Linked DNA regions of Homo sapiens: all the other regions are linked to region 2. The links are chromatin loops, found by intact Hi-C in ENCODE. Cell type or tissue: Calu3. All regions are shown on one strand. Each heading gives the region's core, and the rest is flanking DNA. Links, peaks and the distances in the headings are about the cores only.

Region 1 (5,000 bases), core at 1-5,000, 480 kb after region 2:
CATAAGATTATAATGCCATATTTTTACTATACCTTTTCTATGTTTAGATATGTTTAGATACACAATACCAGTGTGTTATTATTTCCTTAACACTAATCAGTGCCATAACATGCTGTACAGATTTGTAGCCTAGGAGCAAAAGGCTACACCATAAAGCCAAAGTATGTGGTAAGCTATACTATCTAGGTTTGTGTAAGTACATTCTATGATATTTGCACAACGACAAAATCACCCAGGGATGCATTTCTTAGAATGTACTCCCGTTGTTAAGTAACGCATAACTGCATATATATTTTTTTCAAATAATTTCCATCAGGGAATAATTTGCTGAGTGTACCCAAATGATGTCATGATGTAACAGGTATTTCTATTACTAATTTGTAAGATTTTAGCCAGGCTTTATGGTCCATTTGAAATCACTGTGTTTAGATTTTGTAGGCTGCCATCTAGGTGCCAGATAGCTGAATGCATCTTATGTTACTGATGAGGTCATCATGAAGCAGCATGCTGAGAACAGCAGGACTGTCACCAGGCTCTGGAAATGAGGCAGTCATGTAAGTGTGTCTTCATTTGTATTCTTTCATAATTTATTTGCATGAGCTTTCACTCTTTATAATCAGGGTGCTTTGGATCTTTGATTAATACAGTATAGATTGCTTTGTATCACATTAGCATTGATTCCCACACTATTAAAGATCTTTGTTTGAAAAAAAAATCTTATTTGCCCCCATGTGATCCTCATAATTTATATAAAAAAGTTAGTCACATACCTCTAACATCACTATGAGAAGAAACAAAACCTAAAATACTGATCAGAAACTTTAGAAAATAGAAAAGTAGCTTTTATATAGGGGCAAACATTAATTTGACCTTGTGCTGATTATTTTATGGTGAAGATAGCAACTAAATTTGACAAAATTTGAAATTTGACTATATGATTTGAGATAGTGAAATTGACCTCTCAAAACATATTTGACTTCTGTGAAAAATTCCATGATAGCAGCTACCTCAAATATAACCAAATGGACAAGGGCATGTTGAGATGCCTAGTCAAATGAAAAGTATTACACAACATTAATTCTTCATGTGTGTGTGTACATACAGCATCAAATTAATATTAAAATTAACTTACTTCTAAGTTATTCCCACTAAAAAAATCAAATTTTAAATTCTTAAAAGAATAGTTTACTTTATAAAAAATATATACCTGCCATGATAACAAGAGAATATTTCTTTTTATTTTACTGCTGACAGTTTTAAACAACAATATGTAGTACTTAGAGGCTGGAATGACAGGTGTAATGGGGAAGTGATAATTTTTGCTTTTATTCACTTTTTGTTACCATTCACTAATATATCTCTTTTCAAATTGTTTAAAAGTCACATGACTACTTTAAAGTAAACATAAGACTGTATATTTGGCTTTATAAAATATATGATATAATACATATGGAAACAACAGCATGGAACCTACAGAGGACATAGACTTATGAAAATTTCCTATATTTAACCAGAAGTAATTTAGTGCCCACTTGAAGTATATTGTAATAAGTTACAGATAAACATTGAAATCACTAGAGAAAATATGAACAGATAATGCAAGAAGGTCAATGGAGGATTGAAAATTACATATTTACTAATCATTTTGTTAAACTAACAGTGTAACAAAAACAAAAGATTAAAGGAAAAACAGAAGAACGAAACATCATTGAGAGAAGCAGAAAACAAATAGCAAATGGCAAACCTAAAGCCAAATGTACTGTTTAAATTAAATGTGAGGGAATGAAACTTTTCAAACATATAGCAGAATTTGTCAGATTAAATTTAAAAATCAAGATCCAATTATATGCTATCTGTAAGAAATGATAGATACTTTAAATTTAGAAACAAAAATAATTTGAAAGTGGAAAGATTAAAGAAGATTACTATGCATATTGTAAAATAAAATAATTGGCATAACTCTATTATTGCACAAAACGGATTCAAGGAAAATAATAATATCTGGGTATATACCCAAAGGAATACAAATAATATTATTATAAAGACACATGCACACATACGTTCACTGCAACACAATTCACAATAGCAAAGACCCGGAATCAACCTAAATGCCCATTAATTACAGACCAGATAAAGAAGATGTGGTACATATATACCAGGGAATATTATGCAGCCATAAAAAATAACAAGATTATGTCCTTTACAGGGACATGGAGGGAACTGGAAGCCATTATCCTCAGCAAACGAACACAGGAACAGAAAACCAAACACCGCATATTCTCACTTATAAGTGGGAGCTGAATGATGAGAAGGTATGGACACATGGTGAGGAACCACACACACTGGGGCCTTCTGGAGCATGGTAGGTGGGAGGAGGGAGGGCATCAGAAAAAATAACTAATGGATATTAGGGTTAATACCTGGGTGATGAAATAATCTGTTCAACAAACTCCCATGATAGAAGTTTACTTATGTAACAAACCTGCACATGTATCCTTGAACTTAAAATAAAAATTGAAAAGAAAAGAAACTATAACGGGTATAATGAAAATATCAATATAATAAGAAAAAATAATACTTATAAATATATCAAGCTAAAAACGGAAAAAACTGAGGCAAAATGCACACAATTTAAAGAAGAAAGATAAGATCAGAAAGGAATAATTAAAACTGTCTTTATTTCATAAACCATGACTGTGTATGTAGAAAATCTTAATAAATCTACAAAAAAAAAAAACCAGAATTGCGTAACTGCGAATGAACTCTCACATTTTAAGCTTTCTCTAAAAAACGTCTTCCCCAACTTCAGAGTTTTCTTGAAATGCATGGAATTAATAAATAAAAATCAAAGACAAACATTATTATAATCTTTAAGTGCACTAAGTCCTTCAGCAATATTGTTTACATTACATTTTGATTATATTATTATCAGAGGTTATAAATATATGTGACCAAAAGTCCTGAAAGAAGTGAAACCAGGAAATACATAGGGAGTAATGTGCTGACCATAGAAAACTGAGGTGCAAAGATTTGATAAACTATATAGGTTCTATACTTCTACCTCTATGTCTTTTATTTGTTATTTAATTTTCTTTAAGGATTTTGTTTTTGTTTTCTGTGCCCCTCTTTTCTCACCTTTTCAACAAAATCATACCTACTTGTGTCATCCTCAAAGCCACTCTTCAATATTCTTGGCCATTTCACATTGGACAACAAATCCCAGGATATTATTCAGACATTAAATACAAAATATTCCAAGTTATATTGCCAGCTCCGAAGTGTTGAAAATACAAGTGTCTGTGCCAAGGAAACATACGCTTGAGGTCAAAGAGTCCCTTGGAAGTTTTAATGATGTAGACACTCAATAAACAATTCCAGAGCTGGCATTTGCTGAAGAAAGACAATCCCTATTCACTAAGCCAGAATAATAAACATGAATTTTAAGAGACAGTTGATGGCTTGGACCATGAATCTTCTAAATCCATTGGGTCCTTTGGCTAGCACTGGAGAGAATGTTAAACTTGAGCATGTCTCAAAATTCTGAAAATATCTTGACTCAATTATGATTATAATTTATTTCTTTCCAGGCTAAGTACATGATATATATGGAAACAAAATGCAGAATTTTAAAATCCTCCTCTGTTACTCAAATCACACCACCACCTTTTGTCCCTATTTTAGGCACCAAAGTTTGCATGGTTTCACTTAGATTGTTGGTTGAAATAGTAAATGTCAAAAGCAAGAACAAAGAAATTGTAATATTCACCAAAAAGTCCATTTCTTCAAAATGTCAGCACTCTTTTATCAAGTTTCATAGTTAGGAGAACAAAGGGAAATGTGTTGACGTTAAATGCTTTCATTTTATATTTCTTCTCTTTGTAATCCATAATCTGAAATGCATTTTATTTAATTTTATAACATAGGGAGGGGCATCATATATGTATACACTTTTTGTCCTTAAAATAATTTCTTAAATAATAACTGCAACCATTTGTAAAATGCTTACTGTTTGCCAGGTATCGCTCCAGCATTTTATTTAATCTTCATTACAGACCTTTATAGCAGTACCACTATGAACACTATTATACAGATAAGAAAACCAAATAGCAGAAAGGTGGAGTAACTAGTTAGGAAATGGCAGAGTCAGGATAAGAACCTAGGCATTTTGGCTTCAAAGACTGTGCAACAAATCACTGTGCTTCAAAAAAATACAGGCTAAGACAGCTTCAGAAGACTAAAATTTGCTTTTTTACTATTGCTGATACTTCATATATTTGTCATAAAACATCCGCATTCCAATTAAATTATCTAGCTCTTATAGTTAAACAGATGACAAGTCATGAGGTGATGAATTATCAGGGAATTCACTTTGTTTATTGACCTTTAGGAGTTTACTTCTAATTAATATATATTATGAATATCTATATAGACATCTATATAGAGTATCTATTAAATTGCATGGTATATATAATATCTATATTCTGTTAGACTTACTTAACAGACTGTGTCCCTGTTTTTTGGAGAGGTGAATAGGTAAGGTATTTGGAGGATGTAAGACCCAGGCTATGAAAAAATGTAAAAACTAAGTATACAATAAGAAAGGAAGGGGTTAACATAATTTAAATTAGACTTCATCTCCTAAATCAAAGTGCTTTTCAGTTAACCTACTTATCATTGAGAAGATATACCCCAAAAATTCGTATCAATACTAACTTTAAAAAAAATTAATGAATTTTCCAAAGCAGTCTGACATTATTCTGTGCATTATAAGGATAATTGTGATAAGGTCTTCAATTTCTATTTTTCCTTTAAAGCTATTATATTGTATCTTTTTCCTATCCCTTACAATTAGTACTCACATGGACTATTATGCTTTTTACTCACTTGCCTTTTACTTTTATATGTCTGCTTTATATATAAAGAACCCTGGCCTGAACTGCTCAAAGGGCTATACAGGTACCAGCTCATTAAAAACTCTGCTGAGAGAAGTCAGTGAACAT
Region 2 (8,222 bases), core at 1,441-6,440:
CTTTGCCTGGACAAGCCAGATGACAGGTATATTTATAATTATTTTTGGACTTGCATTTTGTTGTTTCGAAGATAATGACTTTCTTGGCTTCAAAAATGTAACTACATCTGTCTCACTCTCAGATCCCAAAATGTAAATATTGAAACATATGGAGTCAAAAATGGAAAATAAGAAACATTCTATGGTTTGGCATTTCTCACATGTATTAAGGTAAATAAAGTAGTCTCCCCTTGATGTTCCCAGACTCCCAGTGGATGCCTGAAGCCGCCAAACCCTATATATGAGGTTTCTTCTTATCTGATAACTAAGACAGCTGCTAAGTGACAAAGGGATGGGTAGCATATATGGCATGGACAAAGGGATGGTTTCCATCCCTGCTGAGATGCAGGAAAAACTAGACATATGCAGAAAACTGAAACTGAACCCCTTCCTTACACTTTACACAAAAATTAACTCTAGATGGATTAAAGACTTAAATGTAAAACCTAAAACTATAAAAACCCTAGAAGAAAACCTAGGCAATAGCATTCAGGACATAGGCATGGGCAAAGACTTCAGATGAGATGGAGTGGGACAGCGTGAGATTTCATCACACTACTCAGAATGGTATGAAATTTAAAACTTACAAATTATTTATTTCTGGAATTATTTTCATTTACTGTTTTTGGAATGCATTTATCTATGGGCAACTGAAACTGCAGAAAGTGAAACCTTCTATAAGGGATGGGGGCTACTGTATAAAGCATTTTTCTTTCCTTCAGATTTATTCCCATTGCAAGCAGTTTTTACAAATGTCTATTTTAGTGCAAATTTGGCAGTTTAATTTTCATATAATTTTTAGAAAATAATTGTTCCTCCCATCTATTCAAGTGTGAGATTTTGACCCTGCGGCACAGTGAATATCAATATATTTCCTGAAATAAAAAGATTCATTTTTATCCTTATTTTTTGTGTATCTTGAAATATGTCCCTGTGCTTGCTTCTCAGTCATTCAAACCCTAAAACTACAACCACACTTCAATAAGATGGAGATGCAGTACTGTCTTCTGAAATTAGTGCTTGCAATTCCAGCAACTGCAATCAGAGGACAGTGGTGCATGTCATAGAGATTATTAACCACCCACCCAAGTTGTATCTCTCCTTCTGTAGTTACAATCTCTCAGGATTGCATTGGAGATCAAGGCTAAAATACCTTCACCAGGCTTTCTTAAAGTCGAGTCCTGACTAGACCTTATCAATAAAATGTGATAGGAAGTCATGTGAATCATTTCTGAGACAGATATTTGTTTGAGACAGATATTTGTTTCCGTTATGTTCTCTCTTCGTTTTTGCTGTCTGGCTAAAGATGACGATGATGAAATAGCAATTGAGAGGGAGCCACAAAATGTAAGGTGTTTGGATCATTGAATATTAATGTGGATGAATACCTTCTGCAAACCAAAAATAAACACCTTAGACTGTTGCATAAAAAGGAAAGAAACGTCTATTGCATTCCAGCAACATACATTTCTGAGTTTTTTCATTATAGCAGTGTAATCTACCCTAAATAACACAGTGCCGATATATGAAACATAGACTAAAGTGATGAAGCCTTCTTCAAGGCAAACAGAGAGATCCAGGAGAGTCAATTATTGACTCCAGTCCATAAATGGTAGGTGCTTGGAACTATTCAATAATGTTGAATAGATTTTAAGATTTCCTTAGGATTCAGCACTACAGACTGCTGTGATGAATGGGCATGGTTATCATGGCAAGTGTGTATAGTGTTGTGGCAAGTATTTCACATGCTTCCCAAACCTGATGATGTAGAGAAATCAGTGACTGCCTTATCTATAAAGTTAAAACATTGTTAAATATTAACACACAACATCATGCAATATGGGACAGCTTTAGGAATTTGGAGGCATCAGTTTTTCTGTTTCAATATATTTGATGATCTTTGCACTGATATGTCTATTAACATCTCCTCCCTCTAATATCAGGCTTTCTTTCTTCTCTTCTTCCTTTTCTCCAATCTGAGAGTTTGATAATTCAACATATAACACTTTTCCTTCTGTATAGATTTAGTAGTTTAAAACTTACAATTTTTAAAGATTTTGCCTATAGAATCTATCAACACTCACATAATTTAACATAATAATGTAATGTAAGCTTTGAAGATACATTTATTACATCACATGTCATAAGAGAAAAAATGAATTGAGTTTAATGCATCATTCCCCAACCACATTTTGGAAATAAGAGGAGAGCTTCAAGTTTATTTAGTGAGGGGACAGTTCTCAGTGGATGTTTAAGATGTGAGATATTTTCACTGAATAACATATATTGTACATTTTTACTTCATTTCATGTTTTTCTATAACTTTTTTAACTCCATAACTTGTCTTGACTTGATTTACTCAGACACTGCCTTCTTGTTTAACATTTTCCATTCTCTGAAATTGTAGACAATGTTGCTAGGGTATTCACAACACTTCTATAGTATCATAATAAAAGAGCAAATGCACTTTTTAAGAAAGAAGGGAAAAATGTTGTGGGATATTTGTGAAAAGGAGAGAATGCAAGGGAATAATTCGAGAAGTAGAGGTGATGACAGGGGCTGGCCATGAGGGAGGTGAAGATCCCTTCCTTTGGTAAAAAGCCCAGGAGTTTAGTGAGCCCACATCATGAATAGCACTGCATCACCTCATGACACCCAGGTAGGAGGTGACAGGACTTTGAAGAATAATGGCTCTACAATGTATCTAGGGAGTTTGCACATAGGTGATGATGCTTCCAATATTGGCACTTACAGAGCTGAGCTGACTTCTATGAACCCCTCAGGCATGGCCAATGTGCGTAATAGACGCTCTCATGCTGCGTTGAATTGTAACGGTCCTGCCTTTATTTCTTTTAATACCACAAATTTTTATTTAGATTTCTCGACCACTCTAATAGCAAGGAAGAGGAGAGTAAGCTTAAAACATGTGTGATATAATAATTATTATTGAAGAGTGGGAGTTGGGAGTTACTTGATTTTTCTGAAAAATTCAGAGTGTGTTGTGAAATTTACTCTTGGCCCACATAAAAAATGTACAATCTCTGAACTGATCATGCAGTTTCATCCAAAATCACTTCTATAGTATCAGAAGAGATAACTGTACAGTATAAAAATTCTATATTAATCTTCCTTGTTTTAGCATTATATATAATCATTATATTTAGTGATTTGTTTTATTTTTACAGAGAAACATATTTTTGGAACCAAATGGTATTACAAATTATCTATAATAGAGAACACCCTCCATTTTACCCCAAATTACCCCAATACTTAATCCCAGAAATATGCCCTTTTAATACTGGCATTCTGATGAAACATTTTAGTATGAATATTGCTGCTGGATTATAAATGTAAAAGTTCTTGAATTTAAAAATTATAAAATGTTAATTCCAAGGCTGTATAATAAAATAAAGCAACAACCACTTAACTTATGTATCTTTTTAATTTTTACTACATATTTATTACTATTTTTGTTTGGATTAACTACAGCAGAAATATGAACCAAGGGATGGATGATAGAAGTGACAAAAGTATTTTCTTTTTTCTTTTTTTTTTTGAGACAGAGTCTCACTCTGTTGCCTAGGCTGGAGTGCAGTGGCGTGATCTCAGCTCACCACAACCTCCACCTCCTGGGTTCAATTGATTCTCCTGCTTAGCTTTCCCCGAGTAGCTGGGACTAGAGGTGCACACCACCACACCCAGTTAATTTTTGTATTTTTAGTAGAGATGGGGTTTTCCTGTGTTGGCCAGGCAGGTTTTGAACTCCTGACCTTGGGCGATCTGCTTGCTTGCCTTGCCCTCCCAAAGTGCTGGGATTACAGGCATGAGCCACCGCACCCAGTCACAAAAGTTTTTTCTGATGTCAGCTATGGTAAGACCTATACGGGGCTCATTGTTTCTAGGTATTTCACCAAGCATACCATAGGTTTATCTAAAAGATAACTAGATTAGGTCTTGTTCGCTAGTCCTTTTTTTTTTTTTTTTTTTCTGGAGACAGAATCTCACTTTATTTCCCAGGCTGGAGTGCAGTGGCACAATTGCAGCTCACTGCCACCTCTGCCTCCTGGGTTCCAGTGTTTCTCCTGCCTTAGCCTCCCAAGTAGCTGGGATTACAAGCATGCACCACCATTGCCAGCTAATTTTTTTTTTTTTTTTTTTTTTTTGGTATTTTTAGTAGAGACAGGGTTTTGCCATGTTGGCCAAACTGGTCTCAAACCTCAAACTACTGATCTCAGGTGATCTGTCCACCTCGGCCTCCCAGAGGGCTGGGATTACAGACTGAGTCACCGTGCCTGGCCATAGCCTTTCTTTCTGAGTCAGTTTGTCAACAGAACTCTAGTTAGTTTGTTAATATTTGCACTTGTGTTTTCCTCACATCCACATTTGGGGTTCCCTCACATCCACACTTCGGGTTCAGAAAGTGTCGAGGTTATGAAAAACAAGAAAAGTCTGAGGAGCTGTTAGAGGTGGGGCAGATACTAAGAAGTGTCTATAAATGAAAACACTGTTAATTAAATGCAATGTGGGATCCTAGGCAAAGTGCTGGAAAAGATAAAGGACATTAGTGTAAAATTAATGAAATACAAATAAGAGATGAAATTCAGTTAAGACTATGATACCAATGTTAATTTCCTGTTCTTCATAATTATACCATGGTTATGTCAGATATTAACATTAGGAGAAGCAGGGTGAGAGACAGAAGAAGATTTTCTACTATCTTGCAACTTTCTTAAAGGTTTAACAGTAGTTCCAAATAAAACATTAAAAATTAAATGATCCATGTGGCCCAGAGCCATTTACTATATTATTGTAGAAGTCTCAATGGTCTTTACAGTCCTTATCATAAACCATGGGAATATAACAAACCACTAAAATACAGGTTTATTAGGATGAGACTGAGTTATCAAGAAATGCTTTCAGTCAAACTTCCACATTAGTACAAAAGTTAGTATTAAAAACATTTTTTAGGCCGGACACAGTGGCTCATGCCTGTAATCCCAGCACTTTGAGAGGCCGAGGTGGGCGGATGACCTGAGGTTAGGAGTTCGAGAGCAGCATGGCCAACATGGCGAAACCTGGTTTCTACTAAAAATACAAAAATTAGCTGGGCATGGTGGCGGGCGCCCGTAATCTGAGCTACTCAGGAGGCTGAGGCAGGAGAATTGCTTGAACCTGGCGGGGGGAGGGTGCAGTGAGCCAAGATTGCGCCATTGCACTCCAGTCCGGGCTATAAGCGTGAAACTCTGTCTCAAAAACAAAACAAAACAAACAAATAAAAAACATTTTTTAGAGGAGCCTTCAACAACCAAGGAATTCATTAAGGCATCATCCTCAAAGATTCCAGGCAAATGAGGTTGTTTGTGTATGCATGTATTGATAAAAGGTGGTGATGGATTATTGATGAAGTAGAAACATGGGAAGTTAATAAGAAAATATATCAGAGGTAGGTGCGTGTTGCCTGAGACCAGAGCAGAGGACACTCCTCTAGGGTGTAAATCTCACCTGAAAAATGTGAGTGAGGCTGAGAATTTACTCTGGAGAGTATACAAGTGAGAAGTTAATATTGTTTATGATAGAAAATCAAACTAAATTGTAAGAAGAAACTTGCCTCTGTGTTGATGTCTCTAGGCATTTATGGGGTGCTACTGGAGTAGAATTGACTTTAATATGAAATCAATGAAAAGTCACTGAGTCATCAGAATAATTAATTGTCAAAAAAGCCACATCTGAAGAAAATCATGAATATAGCAATATAGACATAGGGATAAGAAATGGGAGGACAGTTGCATCAAATAGGAGTCACCTTAGACTATCGTAGAATGAAACTGTGCCCCTTCATCTAAAGATGAATTTAGAATTAGAAGAAAGTGAGCCTGTGCTATCATTGACAACTGGTTAGTAGTTTACTAGCATGGAAATCCAAGGAGCCTCTCTCTTAGTTATACACTCTGGGATTCTGACTTGATTTCCCCACTGTCTCTTACCACAGTGGTTCAAAATGTATGGTTCTCAGGACTGCTCTGTGATCAGCACCTGGAAACTATGAAATGCAAATCCCTGGGCTTTGCCCCACATCTACTGGATCAGCGTCTTTGACTGGGGGTTGGGGGACAGCAATGTGTGTTTCAACAAGCACTCAGGGGCTTTCTGATGCAGTCAGTGTGAGAACTCCTGTCTCAGAAAGTCACCTCCACTTACACCAATTAACTTTATTCCATAGACACTCTCCCACACTCCACTAGTTAACCCTTCCTTCTGTACATAAGTGCATTGAAATTCTATTCTAAATCTTTATATCAGGACCTTTTCAATCTAATCTGTTCATTTCCCCCCTGTAAATCCTGTCAGAATGACAGAGAGCATTTTGACCCTGTCAGTTGTTACATTAGAAAAGCCGATGGTTGAAAAATAATAAAATTGTCAGAGTTACTGGAGGATGCAAAAAACTAGGGTTACTTTCATCTGTTAAGTAACTGATTGAATTGACAGCACACCAAAGATCTTGCCACATAATCTTGTGCATTGGGTGAAGTGAATTAATTTAGGAAAGAGTTCAGTACATTGCCATATATAAGCATTTCTAGCAGGACCTGACTTGCACCTGTTAAACTATTTCGAATAATAAAAATGCCTGTGCACTCAACCCAGGAAATGCTACTCACTGCCAACTCCACAGTGAGGTAACATGCAATTGACAACTTTCAGAGAAGTAAGCAACTAATTCTTTCCCCAGACTGCTACTTAAAATAACCTTTTTTTTTTTTTTTTTTTTCTGGTAGGAAAATAAAATTCAACCAACAATTTGTCACTCTTCTTATTTGCTTTTGCCAAGCAGCTGTATTTACAGAAAACAATGTCCTGATTTTTTTTTTTATTATTTTTTTTAGGTCTTGATTTCTTATCAAGCAGTTTGGTGGTCTAATGATTTTAGTTTGTGAAACTCATAAAATGCATCGGCCAAAGTAGCTTGAACCTTTTCCCTCTTTCTTCTCTTCCCTGTTCCCATTATTTATAATGAGTCTTCCCAGAAACTTCCCGTGTGTTCCTTACTGACTACACGAACACTGGTAAAGCAGGAGAGATAATCAACTCCAGGCTGGAGCTGAGCAGCAGCGCCAACTACTCATGACTCCAGCAGATGTTTCTGCTTTGGGGACCAAAAGAAATTTTATAGGGTTTTTCCTCCTTCTCAGGGAAAATTGCCAGAACAGTCAAGAAATGGGAAATATATAGGCCTTCTCACATTTCCAAGTAGGGAGGGATATTATATTCAGTAAAAGGAATCTCAGAGAGAGGAATTTTTGAAGACACCATCTCATAATAGCTACGTAAAGTGTTCACTAGGAAAAAGAGGAAGAAGAAGAGCTCACTTGGCTTCAGATTTCTCTGTATATTGAAAACTGTGAATGTTAGAGCAGTTTGAAATGATATCCATTTATGGTAAAAATCCACCTGGTAGTCAATAAGGACCCTCCTCCACCACCACCACCACCACCAAGAAAAGAAAAAGAGAAAAAAAAAGGCACAGATGACATACTCTGAATTTCACTGTTTCTGTCTGTCTTTAACGTAAATTGTGCGACTACGAAGGGAGAGGACATATGCAGGACTTTGAGTCTTTTTTATAGAAAATTAACTGTTTACCACATAGTATAATATTGCTCCCAAAATAAGCAAAAATAACAAAAATTTTCCTTGAGTGGGAGAATATGAGAATTTCAGTTCTCTTGGATTACTTTACTTGATTTTTGGTATTTTGGCTCTCAAGAGACAGCCTATGTGCAGTACCATGAGAATAATATCGGAGATAATTGGTTACATGAAATCCACGTGAAGGGAAATCAGAGAGCAGTCACAGACCTAGTTCGGTGGGTTAAAAGCCTCTCTTTTGAAATTATGTCCAATATGGGGGAGAGAAAAGCCTACTAAGTCACTGGTCTTGTTTATGTAATAAGAGGTAAAGAGGATCAGTATGGAGAAGAGGGCTGCTGAAACTCTTTGCGACCTTTCTGTGTAGGATAGCTGTTTATGAAGAGCAAGAAACGTTAAACAAAGCCATTCCAATAACCCTTAACTGGGTTTTTTAAATGTTATTGTATGTTCAAAGTCATGCATAAACAATTAACACAGGGAATATGATTGACTAGAAATAGTAGTCAAGCCCATCTTTTTAGTCATTCAGA
Region 3 (5,000 bases), core at 1-5,000, 93 kb after region 2:
GCTTTCAGAGTTGCATGGGGCCTGTAGCCACTTTGCTTTGGCCAGTTTCTCCCATTTGGAATGGGTGAATTTACCCAATGGCTGTACCCCCATTGTATCTAGGAGGTAACTTACTTGCTTTTGATTTTACAGGCTCATAGATGGAAGGGACTTACTTTGTCTCAGATGAGACTTTGGACTTGGAATTTTGTGTTAATGCTGAAATGAGTTAAGAGTTTGGGGGACTGTTGGAAGGGCATGATTGTGTTCTGAAATGTGAGGACATGAGATTTGGGAGGAGCCATGAGTGAAATAATATGGTTTGGCTGTGTCCCCACGGAAATCTCATCTTGAATTGTGGTTCCCATAATCCCATGTGTCACGGAGGGACCAGGTATAGATAATTGAATCATGTGGGCAGTTTCCCCCATCCTGTTCTTGTGATAGTGAGTGCATTCTCATGAGATCTGATGGTTTTATAAGGAGTTTCCCACTTTGTTGGGCAGTCATTCTTCTCCTTCCTGCCACCATGTTAAAAGGATGTGTTGGTTTCTCTTTCTGCCCTAATTGTAAGTTTCCTGAGGCCTCCCCAGCCCTGCAGAACTGTGATTTAATTAAACCACCCAGTGTTGGGCAGTTCTTTATAGCAACATAAGAATGAATCAATACAGTTGGCCTCCAGCCAGGAGGTGGCGCTTTCAAGAGAGCACCAGTTGTGGTAGTAGCAGTGGGATTTTAAACTTGCTCTAAGCTGTCCAGGGGAAGTATTCTGGTTACTCATGCAATGGGTGAGAACATAAAGCTCCCAAAAGTTTATGTCCTTTGTGTTAAGATACCAGGGTGGGTGAAGAAATATCACCAGGTAGGGGCAGGTTTAGGTTGGTCTGAACTCAGATTCTCCTTGGGCAAGACAGAGTGCAGCTCCTGTTGGAGATAGGGGCTGGTTCTCAGGCCACTGGGGTAATGTTCCAGAAGGACATATAACTGTATCTGCTGTACAGAAAAGTTAGCAAAAGGAGTAGAGAGTAGCAGGCAGCAGTAAGCCTCATCCAGCTCCCATGCAGTTGGTGAGGCCGGTCTTGCTCCCACAGTCCTCCACCAACAACAATGAGTTTAGATTCTGGCAGTCTGCACACAGAACTCAGACCTGCCCAGGCCATAAACTTCCCTGAAGAGACAGCAATCAGGGCTCTCAGACCACGCCTCTCCCTGTCTGCTTGTGAGGCCAGGTGCCCGGCTCTGTGCTTGTGTCTGCAGCACATTTCCCATTCATCCGCCTGGTTTTGTTCAAGGGAGTTTGTCCCCACTCAAGATTATATCACAAAATTCATCTGGGAGCTTCTTTCACCCTGTGACCCCTCCCTGAACTCATTGACTGACTTCCCCAAGGGCCCCTGTGAGGCATAGTCAGGAATGGCTTTCCTCCGTTCACTCTGGACACTGAAAATGCCTACAATGCACTTCCCGCTGCTGCTTCTACTCGTATATTTCACACCACTTCCTGAATCCACTCCAGCTCTGGGTAGGGTTAAGGCCTTCTACCATGATCTGGATTTTCAGATTACTTGATAGGGATGTGTGCTTGGAGGCAGACTCTCCACCTCTCACACTCTGGGAATGTACAGTGTTCTGCCTGTCTCATGGAGGAGGCTGTAGCCTGTCGCTTCTTTCAGAGGGTCTGTGGATTCTTTTGGTTTTCCTTCTATGTTCCTGTGGTGGTTCTAGGGGAAAAATTTCTCAGTGTGAATCTGTACCCACTATTCTGTGCGTCCCAGTGGGAGAGGCATGCTAACACTGCCTCCAATCTGCCATCTTGAAAAAAAACCCTCAAAACCAAAACTTCCTTTACTTTTGTAAAGCATGATTCCCTTTCCTTTCTTGAACATATTTACCATTGGTGTTTTGAAGTTTTTGAGTGTTTACTTCAACATTTGGCCTTTTTTTACTGGTATTTCCCCCTGTGTATGAGTCATACTCCTGCTCCCTTGCGGGTCTCGTATTTTTGTTGTTATTGTTAAAAACTAGACATTTGAGAGTATATGTTGTAGCAACTCTGGGTACTAAATTTTTTCCCCTCACATGAACTTGCTTATTTTTTTAGTAACTTGGCCAAAATAACTTAGTGAAATCTATTTTCCCTACAATGTGAAGCTTCTGGTGTCACTTCTAAGAAGGTGCTGCCTTAGGCATGAATACAGTCACCCTAGGATGACTGTGGTTTTAACAGGGCTTTTCTTTGACTGTCTGTCTACCTGCTTGCTCTGCTCAGACTTCTGTTAGTATCACATCCTGCTGCTAGGTCCCACTAATATCAGCTGATCATTCTATTGTCTTCAACAAAAACCTAAAGTAAAAATTGCTCCACATTCTGATCCGTTAAATATGAGTCATTTTGTAGGGAAAGATTTTGAAGCTGTTAGTGGTGGTGAATCCATATGGGTCTGCAGCAACCTCAATTCTTACCTCCTCAGAAAGAATTAGACTGAGGGAAAGAGAGAGAGACCAAGGCAAGTTTTAGAGCCAAGGTGAAAGCTTATTAAAAAGCTTTAGAGTGAAAGTACCTTTGCAAAATTATGACTGAGATAGTGAAAGAGATCCAACTTAACCGACTCCATCTTGCTTCCAACTTCCACGCTGTCCTTGTTCATTCCTGGGTATAGGCTGAACTAATTTTGGAAGAAACTTAGTTTGTAATTTATAGTTTAAACAAAGATAGTAACAGCCCTTTCACAAAGCAGACCTCCTCCTTGCCTGGAGACTAGATTAACAATAGCCACAAGATTAAAAATTACAGTTTAGCAGTCATGTAGCGGGAGGCCACAAGATTCTGAGCCTCCCTAAACTGCTGCTACGATTAGTGCTTGAAATATTTTGCAGAGCCTGCACTTGATGGATCAGCTGGCGCCACGCCACCCAGATCAATGAACTGGCTCATTTGATCTTGTGGCCTCTCAAGCCAGGAACTGATTCAGCTCAGGAAGACAGCTTTGACTCCCTGTGATTTCGTCCTGACCAATCAGCACTCCTGGCTCACTGGCTTACCCCCACACACCAAGTTATCCTTAAAAACTCTGCTCCCGGAATGCTCAGGGAGACTGATTTGAGTAATAATAAAACTCCAGTCTCCTGTACAGCCGCCTCTGTGTGAATTACTCTATTGCAATTCCCTTATCTTGATGAATCAGCTCTGTCCAGAAGGCAGGCTAGGTAAACCCCTTGGGCAGTTACAAGAGCAGGAATGAAAGGAAGTAAAGTACAATTGGAAGAGGGCCAAGAGGGCAACTTGAGAGATTAAGTGCATGGTTTGACCTTTTGACTTGGGGTTCTATATGCCAGCATGCTTCTGGGGTCTTGCATTACTTCTCCCCTGATTCTTCCCTTAGGGTGGGCCATCTGCATGCGCAGTGGCCTGCTGGCACTTGGGAGGGGCTGCACACACAGTGTGTTTACTGGAGTTGTAGGTATGCATGCTTGGGGTATTCTTCCCTTACCAGTCGAGTGTTCCTAGAAGGTCATACACCAGGTAAACTCTGCCATTTTGCCTCTTAATATGCATGCTTGAGCCCACTCGCCCAACTCCTGAGATCTTAACAGGAAGTTTCTGATCACCAGTCTTGGGTTTTTTCTGTTGGAGGACTGCTGTTTCCTGGCACCAGCTACGACCCATTATTATTTTAGAGAAACAGTGTAACAACCACCTGCCCATCACCTGATGGTCATCTGACATTCCTGGTGGTGGGGGGTGGGGGGATATGGGGGGATGGAGGGGAGGCCCTCTCCTGCCCACTCATGGTTGATAAGCTACCCACTGTTAACAAGGCCAGTTTTGAGGTTTGTTCTGACCCCACGAAGACCTTCTTAGCCATTCATTTTCCTGCTTCTCTTTGGTAAACTAGCTGATGTATAGTTTTTCTTCTTCTCATGCAACCAAAGCACAGGTTCAGTACCTCACCAATTGCAGAGTCCAATTAACAAGAGCAAGGTCTGGTATAAAGAAAGTGACTTTTTCATTCAAAGCTTGCTTAGGGGAAGAAGTAGAGGCTTTCTGCCTTAAGGATACTGCTTTGTTTTTGAAGCAGAATGTGGGCACTTTTAAAGTGGGGGGACTACACAGAGGCAGAAGTGAGCAGGTGTGGAGCCTGCATACTTGCTTTAGTGCCTTATTTACCAAGCAGTTGGGTTGGTGGCTTCATGGGCAGAGATACACTGTAAAGGCAGCCAAAGAACTCTCTAGCAGGTAACTTTGGGCTGTAAATTGACTATCTCTCAAGGCAACCTCCTGGTGTGTAAGAGTTTAGCGCTGGAACTTCTAAACACATAGTCAGATGAACTTGCCCTGTAGAGAGTGTCTGGTGAAAAGGAAGTAGAAGGCTATAATTGCATTTCTAAAGAGCTAAGTGGGAGTGGAAAAAAGGATGAAAGAGAAAAGAAAGAAGAAAGAGGAAAATAAACTATCTCTTAGAAAAATCTGGGGACTCAGTTACACTACTAGCCTTCTTTTCATTGCAAACCACCAGAATCTCCATTGATTCAAGAGGACTTTTAGTTCTAAACTTTCCTATACCCTGTTCTGAATAAAGTCATTTTGTTGGTGGGAGGGAGATTTTTGGATCTCCCCATTCCTATGGTTTGTCTTTCCTGTGTATAATCTCTGAACTGGGGATCCGGAGCAGTGGGCAAGGCCAGTGGCACACTTCTCCTGGCATGATGCTTCTCATTTATGAGCAGGGTGCTGGACAGGGAAAGTAGACTCTGGTTGTTTTGGCTTCCCTTTCCTGGTGTGGAACCTTGTGAGTTTGGGAACCTTGTGAGTTTGCTAGGGTGTAGGTGATTGAGGCCACAGTATTCCCTGCCTACCATTCCTGGCATCAAACTTCCACCTATGAGTGAGGGCTGGGAAAATGAAGAGAGACCCCAATATCAGCCTTACTCACCTGAAATTTAGCTTTGCAAAGCCAAGCTGCAGGGGGCTGGGGAGAGGAATTTATATGAAATACTGGTAACTTGCTTCTCCCAGGGAG

The links. Hi-C counts contacts between places; a loop is a spot of excess contacts. Peaks named below come from ENCODE experiments on the same cell type or tissue, not always from the same donor. Only the 100,000 strongest peaks of a DNase experiment are listed, where the experiment ranks them.
Region 1: it touches region 2 in a loop (5-fold over the local background); 1 of 110 quality-filtered maps calls a loop at or near these places.
Region 3: it touches region 2 in a loop (2.7-fold over the local background); 1 of 110 quality-filtered maps calls a loop at or near these places.

What each region holds. Positions count from the first base shown.
Region 1 is chr3:89,310,104-89,315,103 of GRCh38, reverse strand. The region is part of intron 3 of EPHA3 (EPH receptor A3); the gene reads right to left. Among named protein-coding and RNA genes, the nearest start is that of EPHA3, 200 kb to the right of the region's middle. In Calu3, for the core only: no CTCF peak of the experiment used is centred there; no DNase peak of the experiment used is centred there.
Region 2 is chr3:89,786,640-89,794,861 of GRCh38, reverse strand. No RefSeq gene overlaps it. Among named protein-coding and RNA genes, the nearest start is that of EPHA3, 680 kb to the right of the region's middle. In Calu3, for the core only: no CTCF peak of the experiment used is centred there; DNase peaks (open chromatin) are centred at 3,801 and 4,301.
Region 3 is chr3:89,695,627-89,700,626 of GRCh38, reverse strand. No RefSeq gene overlaps it. Among named protein-coding and RNA genes, the nearest start is that of EPHA3, 590 kb to the right of the region's middle. In Calu3, for the core only: no CTCF peak of the experiment used is centred there; DNase peaks (open chromatin) are centred at 656 and 3,006.